Regions from separate parts of the Homo sapiens genome. Here region 2 is linked to region 1. The links are chromatin loops, found by intact Hi-C in ENCODE. Cell type or tissue: PC-3. All regions are shown on one strand. Links, peaks and the distances in the headings refer to the core of each region. The heading gives the core; the rest is flanking DNA. Region 1 overlaps LOC105377510 (a long non-coding RNA gene). Region 2 overlaps RXFP1-AS1 (RXFP1 antisense RNA 1).

Evidence for each region. A loop is a pair of places that touch in the nucleus more often than their neighbours do. Peaks named below come from ENCODE experiments on the same cell type or tissue, not always from the same donor. Only the 100,000 strongest peaks of a DNase experiment are listed, where the experiment ranks them.
Region 2: a loop joins it to region 1, with 6 times the contacts of the local background. A loop is called at or near these places in 1 of 110 quality-filtered maps.

The regions. Positions count from the first base shown.
Region 1 is chr4:158,369,648-158,372,467 of GRCh38, forward strand. All of the region lies in intron 2 of LOC105377510 (a long non-coding RNA gene), which reads right to left. Among named protein-coding and RNA genes, the nearest start is that of RXFP1, 150 kb to the right of the region's middle. In PC-3, for the core only: no CTCF peak of the experiment used is centred there; no DNase peak of the experiment used is centred there; H3K27ac peaks cover 2,219 bases.
Region 2 is chr4:158,489,312-158,492,131 of GRCh38, forward strand. It overlaps RXFP1-AS1 (RXFP1 antisense RNA 1), which reads right to left. Exons shown (of 4, transcript XR_007058351.1): 4 at 1-1,584. Among named protein-coding and RNA genes, the nearest start is that of RXFP1, 31 kb to the right of the region's middle. In PC-3, for the core only: no CTCF peak of the experiment used is centred there; no DNase peak of the experiment used is centred there.

The DNA.
Region 1 (2,820 bases), core at 228-2,727:
TTTCTTCTATTAAAGTAAGTTTGAGCTTCTTTAAATAACTTTAAACATCATTAAACTCAATTTTTGCTTCTTCTAGTGAACTGCCTAGCATATCTTTTGCTCATTTTTCTATCACTGTTGGTCTCTCTATTTCCTGTTTTTAGTACCTTTTTTATATATTAGAAACAATAGCCCTTTGTCTTTAACATAAGCCATAAGGCACAAACATTTTCTTTACAATGTGTGATTTTTCTTTTACTTCATTTATGGCAATTTTCCATGCACTCTTGTTAAGTAGTCAAACATGTTGACCATTTCTTAAATGAGAGAGCCATGAAATTTTAGCAGTTTTCCTGATAATGATGATGAATTTTGAATAACTCATCCTATCTTACATAGGCACTATTATAAACAATAAATGATATCTGCAAAAAGGTGAACAACTTTAAAAGTTAGTGACTGTAATGGGATCGTCATCCTAACTAAATATCAATTCAACTCCACAGCTTTGACTTGATTCATGTTTTTATTCAGCCACACACCGTAAGAGTCATCAGTACCATTCCCCTAATTTTACCAGGGTGTAACAGAGGCTCAGAAAAGTGTGGTGGTGTACAGCATTCACCCACTGAGTCAGTAGACATGGCTCTAGGGCTGGAGCACAAGCCCTGAATTCTTTCTACTTTCACCCCTGGCCTAAGTTAGGGCTCACTGATTTCTGTTTTCACAAATCACCATGGTAATGATAAAGAATTATGTTCTCTTTCTTCTACTTCTTAATGAGCAAAACTTTTTTGTTGTTGTTGTTTTAATATTGTATCTCTTCTTTGGAAGCCTAGTAAGTATTTGGACTTTTTTTGTTTAAGGGAGAAAAAGCACAGTTGGGAATCCAAAGACAGCTTTTGCATCCCCTCACTGCACATCTCTCTCCCCACCTGCAGAGAATTGCCACTTAGATACCATCTTCCTCACCTCAACCTCTTGTAATGTTCCTCACTACCATGTTCCTTCCTCCAGCCTCTCACGGTGTGGTTAACTGTTTCCTCACAATCTCTTCATCTCTAAACTAGACATTTAAATGTAAGGAGTTTTCATCCTTTCTGCTAAAATTGAATCTTACCATATTGTTTATCTATATTATTATAACTTTTCATTCAGCCACATAAATCTTGCTCTCAATATTAATTCAATCATATATAAATATTGCTTTCAATAATTAATATGAACACTTTTTAGAACATGTTAAAAGCTGGAAAAGAAAAAGAAAGAAAGCAGTAAGAAGATAGGGTATTTATACTTTTATCTCTTCTAACCAATGATCAATCAATTCAATGATCCATGCTAGACACACACGCAGCTTCATCTTTCTGATGACTTGATACACCCATCCCAATGATCCCACTTTCTTTCTCAACAACATTTGTTTTAACTCCACTTTATCCAATTTTACTTTTTCTCATATTTTCTGATCCAGAATTGGCCAAATGAGTTAAAAAACCTAATATCAAATGCATCGATGATTTCTTTACAATGCAGTAAATATTACATGTTTTTAGTTAATAAAAAGGGCCAAAACTGCTTCACATGATCTCTTTACTACCTTCATCTTTAATATTTCATAAGGTTGCTTATTCACCACTTTCATAAATAACAAATCTATTCAAACAATGACTCATTATTATACAATTTCCTTAAGAATCATACTTTAATCTTAAGAAATCAACTATGTGTTTTGTTAAACATATTTGTGGTATTTATTTCATAACGTAGGAAAGTGTATTTTAGACAAATTCACCAAATCATTCATTGTATGAAAAAAGTGTCATAAAGTGCTACATTTAAGAAAATATACATGGCAAAACCCCGTCTCTACTAAAAATACAAAAGTTAGCTGGCCTGGACAACAAAGCGAGACTGTCTAAAAAAAAGAAAATTTACATCAGATTTTTTATTGCTATTGAAAATTCACTATACTGATCCTTCATAGGCTAAATTGTTAAAAGAATCCAAGACTAAAGCAATGAAAACCTTATTCCACATGGAAATATCACTGACCAAAGGAGGTTAGTAAAGAAGATCAAATTACGTCTACTGAGTCTTTCATAATTGAACATCTAAGTATTCAATAAATATTAACTAGCTAGCTCCAATTAATATCTTAAATTGTAGAATTACAAATCAAAGCACAAATTCTAGACAGTAAGAAACTTTAAAAAGACATTCATGGCAATTTTGCAGTATTGAGACATTTTCACAAGTCATCGAACCTTCAGAATATTTTTGAACCTGTAATGTCTTGCCTCTCTCTAGGTTGTCAGATGATAAGTTTCTTCTCCTCCTAGCTATTACTTTTTCTCAACTTAGTATCTCTTAAGGCTAAAAAAACTATTCAGAGCATCATACAAAGTTTCAAAATAAAATATGTTTTACCTAAAATATTCAGCCCCTTGAATCAAGATTGGCTATTTCCTGGAATTTTCCTATTACCTCCACTTTTCACTCTATTTTGCTTCTGTAATCATATCTTTAACACATACAAAATCTAACATGTCTTGCAACTAATGCAGAAATTTTATAAATCCATGGGTGGTATGGGGGATTGAATTGTATTCCTCAAAAAGATATGCCCAAATCCTAATCTTGGTACCTGTGAATGTAACCTTATTTGAGTATAGGGTCTTTGCATAGGTAATGAAAAGGATCTTCAGATGGGATCATCCTGGATTTAAAGAGGGTCCTACATTCAATAGCTAGTGTTCATATAAGAAAAGAAGAGATTTGAGACATGCACCCAGAGAAGAAGGTGGCGTGAAGGTAGAGCAGAGGTCAGAATGGTGAGTC
Region 2 (2,820 bases), core at 169-2,668, 120 kb after region 1:
CATTGTTCAACTTCCACTTATGAGTGAGAACATGCAGTGTTGGTTTTCTCTTCCTGTGTTAGTTTGCTGAGAATGATGGCTTCCAGCTTTATACATGTCTCTGCAAAGGACATGAACTCATTCTTTTTTATGGCTGCATAGTATTCCATGGTGTGTATGTGCCACATTTTCTTTATCCAGTCTATGATTGATGGGCATTTCGGTTGGTTCCAAGTCTTTGCTATCATAAATAGTGCTGCAATACATATATGTGTGTATGTGTCTTCATAGTAGAATGATTTATAATCCTTTGGGTATATACTCAGTAATGGGATTACTGGGTCAAATGATATTTCTGGTTCTAGATCCTTGAGGAATTGCCACACTGTCTTCCACAATGGTTGAACTAATTTACATTCCCATCAACAGTGTAAAAGCATTCCTATTCCTCCACAACCTTGCCAGCATCTGTTGTTTCCTGACTTTTTAATAATCACCATTCTAATGAGATGGTATCTCATTGTGGTTCTGATTTGCTTTCCTCTAATGACCATGATGATGAGCTTTTTTTCATATATTTGTTGGTTGCGTAAATGTCTTCTTTTGAGAAGTGCCTGTTCATATCCTTTGCCCACTTTTTGATTGGGTTTTTTGTTTTTTTCTTGTAAATTTGTTGAATTTCCTTGTAGATTCTGGATATTAGACCTTTGTCAGATGAGTAGCTTGCAAAAATTTTCTCCCATTCTGTAGGTTGTCTGTTTACTCTGATGATAGTTTCTTTTGCTGTGCAGAAGCTCTTTAGTGTAATTAGATCCCATTTGTCAATTTTGGCTTTTGTTGCAATTGCTTTTAGTGTTTTAGTCATTAAGTCTTTGCCCCATGCCTATGTCCTGAATGGTATTGCCTAAGTTTTTTTCTAGGGTTTTATGGTTTTGAGTTTTACATTTAAGTCTTTAATCCATCTTGAGTTAATTTTTGTATAAGGTGTAAGGAAGGGGTCCAATTTCTATTCTCTGCATATGGCTAGGCATTTTTCCCAGCACCATTTATTAGATAGGGAATTCTTTCCCCATTGCTTGTTTTTGTAGGTTTGTCAAAGATCAGATGGTCGTAGATGTGTGGTGTTATTTCTGAGGCCTCTGTTCTGTTCCATTGGTCTATATATCTGTTTTGGTACCAGTACCATGCTGTTTTGGTTACTGTAGCCTTGTAATATAGTTTGAAGTCAGGTAGTGAGGTGACTCCAGCTTTCTTCTTACTGCTTAGGATTGTCTTGGCTATACAGGCTCTTCCAAAACATTTGCATTTTAAAGAGGTGAAGGTTGGGCTAGGAGCTGGGTAGATAAATGAAGTGTGTTTCATAAATACAAAGTTTGAGAAGCCTGAGATATCCAAAAAGAAGCTAGGTTGGATTTAGCTTCTAGCAAGCATCCTGTTCCTTCAGTAACAGTCAAGGAATTACAAAGGTCAAAATAGAAGAGTAGCCACAAGTATTTATCTTCATTCTTTATCATGATCTCTTAAAATTATATGAAGTAATATAATAGGTATAAACTCACTCTAAATCCTGTAGCAGGAAGATTCAGGATTCCAGGAAGAAGCTAACTGAAAAAAAATTAAAGATGTGATATTATTCTTGAGAAGTTACTAAGAACTTCAGAATGTAATAAAAAGTCAGTGCAATAAATTTGGAATGTAAATAAAATCTTCATAAAAAATTAAAAGATGCTTAAAAGACAACATAATCATACAATACTGATAGCCAGAGCAAAAGCAATTGCACAGCAATAACAAAATGCACAGTATATATTTACTGACTTGCAAAATTCATTGTCAATTACTAGACAAAAATCCAAAAGAAATAGGATTACCAAATAGAATTTATATCTTATCAACCTTAACAATTTAAAGTGAAAGTTAAAATGTACAAATTTTGGTGAATGAAAGAAAGAAAAGGTGAAGTTAAGTCACATTAGAATGTGAGGATTCAAGATTTATTGCACATAGTTCATGGAACAAGAATTTTAAAAATTATTGAAATTTATTAAGAGGAATAGAAGTATACTAATTATGATATTGGTATGGGGAAAGGAAATTTAGTAAGTTTTGAAAAAGTATGCTAAATTTTATCTATCATAGCAGAAACTAATAGATCATGTTTAAATTAAGTAATATGTGCATAGTATATGGTGGTAGGTTGAAACTGCTAGAAGAAAAATTTAAAAATAGCAATCTCAAAAAATAAATAAAATTTAAAAAATAAAAACAGCTATCTCTGCAATAGAGGAAGTAGATAATTGAAAGAGATATAGGCCGGGCACGGTGGCTCACACCTGTAATCACAACACTTTGGGAGGGTGAGGCAGGGGGATCACCTGAGGTCAAGAGTTCAAGACCAGCCTGGCCAATATGGTGAAACCCTGTCTCTACTAAAAATACAAAAATTAGCTGGGTATGGTGGCAGGCGCCTGTAATCCCAGCTACTTGGGAGGCTGAGACAGGAGAATCACTTAAACTCAGAAGGTGGAGGTTGCAGTGAGCCAAGATCATGCCATTGCACTCCAGCCTGGGCAACAAGAGTGAAACTCCGTCTCAAAAAAAAAGAAAAAGAAAAAGAAAAGAGATATAACTGAGAACATTTCATCCTAAGCCCTTAGCTATTTTTTGATTATCAACATACGCATTTTATTTTTTATATAAATTAAAAATATATTTTAAAAAAGTAATGAAGTCTGCAACAATCTACTCCCAACCTATTTGTCTAACTTTATTTCTTTTTTTCTTTCTTTCTTTCTTTCTTTGTCTTTCTCTCTCTCTCTCTCTCTCTCTCTCTCTCTCTCT